2 separate regions of the Homo sapiens genome follow, and region 2 is linked to region 1. A link is a loop called in an ENCODE intact Hi-C map of the cell type or tissue named here. Cell type or tissue: Caco-2. All regions are shown on one strand. Each heading gives the region's core, and the rest is flanking DNA. Links, peaks and the distances in the headings are about the cores only.

Region 1 (4,517 bases), core at 1,285-3,784:
GCCTGGTTCAGGCTCTCAGGGGAAGGTCTAAGACAAGGAAGATCACTTTCAACTCTCATCACCCCAGACCTGCTAACCCTGTGCAGCCAATGCAGCAGCCACCGGCCATGTGTTGAACATCTGCAATATGGCTGTGGTCCAAAATCAGCTGTGCTGTGGTATAAAATACACACAAGATTTTGAAGGCTTAGTACCAAAAGAAAGAATGCCAAATAGCTCATTAAAAGTTATTTATGCTGATTATATGTTGAAATAATGTTTTGAATATACTGGGTTAAATAAAATCTATTATTAAAATCGATTTCACCTGTTTTCTTTTCTGTTTTAATGTGGCTACTAGAAAAGTTTTAAATTCCATGAGTAGCTGGCATTATACTTTTACCGGACAGCTTGCCCCATGCAGTCAGGGGCTCACACTGCCCTCCTGTAAGCTTTCCACATCATAGGCTCAGCCCACAAGGCTGAGAACTCCCTAAGCCTTCACAGCCCAGCCCCATTCATTCTTTCCAGCCTCACCACACCCAAATGACCCACTATTACCATCACACCTGAGCCTGCCTGTGGATTCTCACCTCCATGCCTTTGCTGATGGAACATCTATGCTGGAATGCGCTTTTCCCTCACACTGTCACCTGCCTGTGCAGTCTCTCATCTTTGGACAACCATCACATGTGGCCTTTGCCAGCTCCTCCATGCAGAAGCAACAGCTTCCTCCTCAGTGCTATCTCAGGACTTGGTTTATACCTTTACTGCAGCACTGACTGGCAGCTACTGCCTAGCTGGCTGGGCCTCTGACGTCTCCACTTCTCGGGGACTGCAAATGTGCCTTGCTGGTAATAATATTCTCCTGGGCTGGCATGATGCCTTTTATATAACAGGTGCTCAACAAACATCTGCTGGACTGAATATCAAAGCCGGAATATTTTAAGACAAGCAGTTCATCTTAGGCAACTAACCATTGAGTTAGAATAGAAAATTCTGTAATAATAAAGCAGCTAGCTGCCATTTATAAATACTTATTTCATTCCCACCACAATCATACAAGATTGGTATTTTTACCCCCATTTAAATGATGAAACTGGGATTCAGTAAAGTATGCTGTTGTCCAACATCAAAGACTGCTGGGAACAAGCACAATCTCAACTCCACTATAAAACCTGCAATAAGTACTCGTTAAGTATTTAATGAATGACCAACTGAATGAGGATTTGAACTCAGATGTGATTCCAAAGCCCACCCATCCTGTGTGACCCCACAGTGCCTCTCAACCACCCTACAAATAAGAACAGCAGCTACTGCTTCCTGAATGCTCAATACCTATCAAGCGACTGCACTAAAGCCCTCCACAAACATGCAAGCCTCACAGCAGCCTTCATCCCCATTTTGCAGACAAGGGAACTGAGGCTTAGAGCAGGCCCCAGGTGGTTAGAAAGTCAATAGTGCAGCTGGGATTCCAATCAAGCTCTTTCTGGCTCAGAAACCGTGTTGCCCCCACCCCAAGCAGCTGCTTCCAGGGAGGCCAGGCTATCCCCTACAAGGCATGTGGACCAATGGGACACAGATCAAGAGTCCAAGCCTGGTTCCCGCTCATCAGCTTTGGAAGCTGAGGACACAGGGAAGGTTGTGAGAGGAACACAAGCCTTCTTGGTATGTCTCATTTGGCAGCAGGTAAAGTCTGTTGCTTACAATCAGGCTAGCCCTGATGCCTGGAAGGTGCCGCTACACGCTGGCTGGGCAGTCATTCTGGGTTAAAAGATGCACCACATCCCGCTTGAGTTTTCAGTGTGGGCCAGGCTGCTCTGAAGGCCCCCAGGAAAAGTGCAACTCTCTCCACCCACCCCTACACTGCCCAGGGCCTACAGCATGGAGGGAGCCAAGGATGTCACAGGCTGTTGAAGGGGTGCCTGCCGAGAAGAGCTTGACCAGACCTGGAGTCCATGCTAAGTCCCTGTACACTAACGCCCATTACACCCCACTGTACAACCCATGTGAGAACAGTAACCAGGCCCAGACATCCAACCACTAGACTATTCTCAATGCTGTTCTCCTTTTCTAAAGTTTCAAAGCTCTCCTGTCTTCAGAAAAAAACAGTTGAAGGCGCTCCCTAAGAAGTGGCTGCATGTTTCTCCCACTTCAAAATCAGGAACACAAATGAATAAACAACACGAGAAGGGTATATATGGAGAAAGCTCCACCATCTCTTCTTGTAACTGTGTCATTATTACAATATGAGGCATTAGAAGGGCCAAACTGCTCTATGCTTTATGCTATAAGCCCAGGGAAGCTGCCCTGGGTTCAGGGAGACATAAATTCTGCACTTGAGAGCAGCAGCTCTGCGGTTCATCAAGTGTGCTTGCTTCATTTTATGTCCCTGGTATTTAGCCATAACGGGCCTGTGATCACTTCACTCCAGTCTGCGGCAGAGTGGGGGTAGGGGGCAGACAGGCTGACAGGAGAATTGTGCAAGATGGGACTCCGGACACCCGCAAAGCACCTGCTGATAACATAAGCGTCTGCCCCAGGAACATATACATGAACAAACAATGACAGCCACACAGGTGCCAGCTCCACTAGCTCCCTGCTGCCGACAGGCCACAGGGGTCAGGAAAGCTCTTGACCTGAAGGCCAGTGGGTGTATGGAGGGGAGGAGGGATCATAGCTACAGACAGATAAAAGATACACACACACACTTCTCATACCAAGGGCAGAAAAAATAAGAAAATGTTATTTGGCAGCAGTGGCAGCAGCACTGACTACTCCCAAATAAAAATCCAGAAACACAAAAGAATCTTTGAGTGGGTTGCCGAATGACAGAGACATGAAAGCTAGCATTCTCAATAAATCAGATAAGTCACATTTTTTTGGCACACTTGGATTAATAAAGTGCTTTTCTGTGCATTATTCATTTCATCCTCAAAGTAACTGTGTTATGTATTATTGTCCTTAGTCAACAAGAAAAAGCAGCACACGGTAAATTAAGTGCATGTCAGGGTTTCAGTCCCATCCTGGCAATTCTAGGGTCTGTGATCCTGGGCAAGTAACTTAACCTCTTAAGACCTTCAATTACTATGTTGTCAAACAAAGATAAAAGTATCTATCATTCAAATATTTTTTAAGCATACCCTGTATGTCAGGGGACAATGTTGAGGATGCAGCTATGAACAAAACAAGCAAAAATGTTGCCTTCAGGTAATGAAGCTGTCTTCATTCACAGGGAATGTGGAGAGACAGACAACTAACAAATGGATAGAGCATGTGTCAGATGATGCTATGTGCTGCTGGAGGCGCAGAGGCTGTAAATTTAGAGTAACTGATCAGGGAAGGCTTCATGAGAAAGTGACACTGGACCAGAGACTTGAAGGGACCTGTGCAGGGGGAAGATCTTCCAGGCAGGGCAGGACCCATGCACAGACCCTCAGGCGGGGCATCCCTTGCATGTCTGAGAAGCACGCAGGGGCCAGCAAGTCCGGAGAAAGCAAAGGGAGAGCTGAGGGGTCACAGAGGGAGCAGCAGAGGGCAAGATGGGGCCACAGAAGGGTGCTGCTTACATTTTAAAAGAACTCTGTGTGGACAACTGACTGCAGCTGTGAAAGGGCTAAGGCAAGGAAATCAGTGAAGATGCTAATGAATTATTCAGGTAAAACTTAATGTTCCAGGATACGGGTAGATGTGGTGCAAAGTGGTCTGATACCGAGTACACTTTGAAGGCAGAGGCATACAATTTACCGAGATTGGAAATGGAGTGTGAAAAAAAGAAAACAGACTGAAGGTCTCAGGCCTGCGCAACTGGAAGAATGGTGTTGCCATTGAGAGAGGTGGGAAGTTGCAAGGGGGTGTGAGGCGGGTGGGGACAGCTGGAGTTTGACAATCTATCAGCCATCCCTAGTAGAGGCATGAAAAGGCAGCTGGAGGCATGCGCCTGCAAAGCAGGGAGAATGGGCTGGAGACAGGACCCTGGGAGCTGTGGGCCCTTAAAGCTGGGAAGTGGAGTGTGTGCAGAGTAGGGGACTAAGCCCTGGAGCAATCCAAAGTCTAGACCTTGGGGGAGTTGAAGAGGAAGCAGGAAAAGACTGAAAAGGGAGTCAAGAAGAAAACCAGGAAGACGATGGTGGCTTGGAAGGCAAATGAAGAAGGTGTCCTGAGGAAGGGGGAGCTGGCCATCTGGTCTGGCCACATGCAGGTCCTCTATGACTTGCAGAGCAGTTTCAGTGAAGAGGGGTCAGGGGCAAGATTGGAGTAAGTCTGAGGGAGGGTGGCAGCAGGCAGACAGAAGGCAGTGAGAGCAACTCTTCTCCAGACTGCAGTAAACAAGAGCACAGGGAAGACTCGGAGGCAGTGCCGGCCTGAAATCCTAGTTCTGCCGTTTATCGGCCCTGCAACCTCAGGCAGGTTACTTAATCTTTCTGTGCCTCAGATGTCTCACCTGAAAAATGGGGCTAATAATTGGACCTAGAAAACTGATATACAAGAATAGTGACTGGTACATAGTAGGTATAATATAAGCATTAGCTGTCATC
Region 2 (4,517 bases), core at 1,008-3,507, 160 kb after region 1:
ACTGATATATTTGTTATGAATGTGGGTTCTAGACTCAGGTGGAGCCAAGTTTGAATTCTTACTAGCAGATTACTTAACTTCCCTAGACCTCAACACCCACACATCTGAAAAATTACCTTGTAATTTGTTGGAAAGATAAAGTGAAACGAGATTATGCATGTAAAGCAGTGCTTCTCAAACTCTGTGTGCATAGAAATCACCTGGGGATTTTGTTAAAATGCACATTCTGATGCAGTGGATGTGAGTTGGGGCCTGAGATTCTTACTTCTTGTAGCAAGCTTCCTAGTAAAGCCAGTGCTGCTGGTCCTCTATCCACACGTTGGGCAATTAGCAGGCCTACAGTAAGTTTTAATAATCATTAGCTCTTCCATTATTCAGCTTGGTGAAGATGGAAAGAGAGAGTGTGCAGTGATTTTTACGAAACCTTCATCATCCATTGGAATCACATGTGGTGCTTTGAAAAATGCAGATGCCAAGCCAGGTGTGGTGGCACATCTGAGGTGGGAGGATCACTTAAACCAGGAAGCTCAAGACCAGCCTGGGCAACACAGCAAGACCCCGGTCCCTTAAAAAATTTTAAATGAAAAAAATGCAGATGCCTGAACTCCTGTCTCTGAAGATGCTGATTTGGTATCTTCTCGGTGGAGCCCAGGAATCTATGTTTTTAAAGTGCTACAAGTGATCCAGAATAGATAGATGTAAAGTAATAAGTATCTTGGGTAAAACTTATTTTGTAGCCACTGAGAAAGTGTCCAAATGTCCCCCTGGTACAAAACTCTTATTCACCATAATGCCAGTCTAAAACACACTATCTGAGTCATGGCCATCCAAAGAGGAGATAAAAAATTTTTGCCTTAGACCCTAGGCTGCTCTAGAGCCTCTAGCAATTCTAGAGCCAGTCTCCATTGCCCTTCTATCCTTTACTGTGCAAAGGAAGAATGGGTTATAAGAGGCAAACACCATGGGAAATCCAACTCCATCACTTACTAGCTATGGGATCTTGGGCATGACTTTAATTTCCTGTTCCTCAGGTACCTCATCTATAAAATGTGGATAATATCAAACTCACCTACCTCATAAACACATTGTGAGAATAAAATGAATACCCTATAACCTTGCTGCTCAAAATGTGGTCCGTGGACCATCAGTATCAGCATCACCTGAGAGCTTGCTTGATATGCCAAATCTCAGATCTACTAAATAAGAATCTGCATTTTAACAAGATACCTTCCCCACAGTGATCCCTATGCAAAGTTTGCAAAACACCACTTTATAGTATTAAAAAATTATGAGGAAGAGTTATAAGATAAAATAGTCCTTATTCTTTAAGATCTCACAGTCTCATTAAGAAGGGGCAAGCTTTATATTATATGTGAACAATTAGAGAGGGCTACAAAGCCCACAAAATCAAATGATAAATAGTGTCCATACTTTTCCAGAAAACAGAGCAATTTAAAAAACAATAGCAGCAACCACATTGTTTGATCATCTTCCTAGGTCTGATTATAATAATCAGTGCTCTCCAAATGTTCTCGCAATCAAGAAACAAAGAATGATAATACATTGAAGTGGAATTAAAGGATGATGTTGTTCAAAACCAGAGTCAATTGTTTTGGGCACAGCTTCTGAACTTCCTGGCAAATCACCTGGACATCTGTGACAATGCAGATTCTGAAACTCCCAGAAAATGTCCATGCTGCTAGTCCACAAACAGTACTTTGAGGAGTAAGGGTTGGGGATTCAGGCCACCCAGGGCCTCTACCAGCAGCCATGTTTACCAGGAATAAATATGTCAGTACACTTTAACCCATCTGTGGGACAATGGATGGAAAGCGCTACCCTAACTCATCCCATTTATACTGGGACGAGAAAGTATTGTTTCTGCACCTGAGGACATCTTTAGTGCCTGATACACAGGGGGATGAGAGGGAGACAGCTGCCTTAGCTATGCTTATGTATAGCACCACTTAGTGGTGATATATGTCAGCCAATACTGCTGAGGAAACAAGGGAAATTGCTGTTGGATATATGATTCTACTGCCTGAGAAGCCTGTCAGTGTAAACTTTTCTGTTTCTCCAGAACCTGTGGAGTTGTGTTCATTTATGTGTCTCTCCTCGGAGCAGAACCTTGTGAGTGCACAGTTTCCAGGAACTATACGATGTTCTCCCTCTGACACCTGCTTTACGTATAGATGTTTAACAACTGTGCCAGCTCACCCTTCCCTGAACTCCCCAAGTAATTGGCTTCATGTCACTTTGCCTTGGTATAGCATTCCTACTCCCCAGATTCATGGTACTATATGTTTGATGGGTCACGTAGTGCTGTACCACCTCCTTCTACCTACTCATGATATAAAACTTTATCAAGACATTTACCTCCAAGGAAAGAATATGCTTAATAAACATTACCAAGAAAGCCTAAGAAGGCTCAATATTCAAATATTCATTCACATAACTATGTTCTTATTGGAGAAATCAAAAACTACAAGGGAAAAATGAATGATTTTGCATTAAAAATTTACCTTCTTTTTGGCAAAAACACCAAAAATAAGATGAAAAGACAAATGCTAAACTGAAAAAAAAATGGCAATTTAAACAAAGATTTAATGCAGAAAGAACAAGTCAGTACAGGAAATAATTGCAATAGAAAAGTGGACAAAGAATAAAATCTAGGAATTCACACAAATGATATATATAAACGGTCAAGAAATATATACAGAAAAACATTCAAATAATCCTAAAATGTAAATATTTGCCTATCAGACTACTAAAGATGAAAAGTATTGACAAAGTTGATAGGTTTTGTCAATACTTTTTCATCTTTAGTAATCTGATAGGCAAATATTTTCAGTTGGGTCAATAGTACTCTGTTGATGGGAACATAAATGGTTGAATGTGTCAAATATGTCTTTAATATTCATACCCTTGGTGTCAGTAATCCCACTCCTAAAAACCTATCATAAAAAGATAACTACACTAGAAGATGAATATTCATTATTTCATCCAACAGATATTTGCTGAGCTCTTATATGTGCAAGGCATTAGATTAGGAGTTAGGGATATTCTTTACTGGGCCAAGAACAAAATAAGCAAAGAAGCATTCATTATAGTCAAAGGAGACAAATGACAAAAACTGTGTGTGTGTGGTGGGGAGGTGTATGTGTGGGTGGGTGGGTGGGTAGTGGTGGTAGTGCTGGTGGTGAGAATGGTCAGGGCAAGAGAAGATGGAATGTCCTGCTCCTACAGGGTGATTAGGAAAGGGCTCTCTGTTAAGGACACATTTGAGAAGAGACTTTAAGGAACCAGGGAAACAAGACATAGAGATACCCATGAAGAGATGATTCCAAGTGAGGGAACAACAGGTGTGGAGATGGGAGCATGTTGGTGTGTCTAAGGATCAGCAAGGAGGCCGGTGAAACTGGAGCACAGTGAGGGAGGATGGAAACTGAAGCAGGTTGGATGGGGCCGAGGGATAGTGCTCTGAGATAATGCAGGACATTGTCAGCCATAGTAAGACCGTGAGGTTTACTTTCAATGAGACAGGCAGAACCGGAGAGCCCTATGCAGAGCAGTGATGAGCAATGACTTGAATTTGTAAAGACCCTCTGACTTCTTGGTAAGCAGAAAAGCCACTTGGAAGCCATGATAATCCAGATAAGATATGATGGGGGAGAGGACAGCAGAGGTGGCTGAAAGTGGTTGAGTTCCAGATACGTTTTGAAGATAGAGCCATCAGGATTTCCTCACGATACAGATGTGAGTTGTAAAAGAAAGGAGTCAAGGATGATTCTGAGATTTGCACTTGTTAGTATTATATTTATTGAGATGGGGAAGCCCGAGGAAGAAAATTTGGGTGAGGTAGACTCAGAAAAATCAAGGGCTTTCCACTTGTCAAGTTTGAGATGTGTCTTAGACATCTAAGTAGAGATGTTAGGCAAGCAGTTGGGTTATGAATCTGGAGTTCAGGGAAAGGTCTAGGTTGGAGATATATATGTGGGAGTAGAATGCTGGGATTTAGTCCTGAGTCCAGATGAGATCACCTAAGGAACAAATGTAGGTAAGGAACAGAAAAGTTCTGAGAATGGAACCCCACGATAGTCCAAGATTTGGAGGTCAGGAAGATGAGGAGAAACAGACAAAAGGGACTGAAGAGCAGTGGCCAATAAAATAGGAGAGCCTCCTAGAAGGTGGTGTCCTGGAAGGCAAACGAATTCCAACAAGTAATGATCAGGTGTCAAGTGCGGTTCAGAGGTCAAGGAAGATGAAGTTGGAGGACAAACCAAGGGCTTGACAACATGGAGGTCATGGTGACCTTGGCAAGAACTATGTGTGGAGGAATGTGGACAAAACCTGATGGAGTGGGTTTAGGAGAAGCAAGAAAAGATGATGCAAGGCTGATAAGAATAAACAACTCTGTCAAGCATTCCAGGTGTCTAAGGAAACAAGAAAATGGGCTGGAGTTGGAGGTGGAGTGATATCAAAGAAAAAAATTTTTTTTAAAAGATGTAGTCTCATTC

The links. Peaks named below come from ENCODE experiments on the same cell type or tissue, not always from the same donor. Only the 100,000 strongest peaks of a DNase experiment are listed, where the experiment ranks them.
Region 2: a loop joins it to region 1, with 6 times the contacts of the local background. A loop is called at or near these places in 10 of 110 quality-filtered maps.

Annotation. Positions count from the first base shown.
Region 1 is chr11:93,484,806-93,489,322 of GRCh38, forward strand. The region is part of intron 2 of SMCO4 (single-pass membrane protein with coiled-coil domains 4); the gene reads right to left. Among named protein-coding and RNA genes, the nearest start is that of SMCO4, 56 kb to the right of the region's middle. In Caco-2, for the core only: no CTCF peak of the experiment used is centred there; a DNase peak (open chromatin) is centred at 2,536.
Region 2 is chr11:93,646,398-93,650,914 of GRCh38, forward strand. No RefSeq gene overlaps it. Among named protein-coding and RNA genes, the nearest start is that of CEP295, 13 kb to the right of the region's middle. In Caco-2, for the core only: a CTCF peak has its summit at 1,997; no DNase peak of the experiment used is centred there.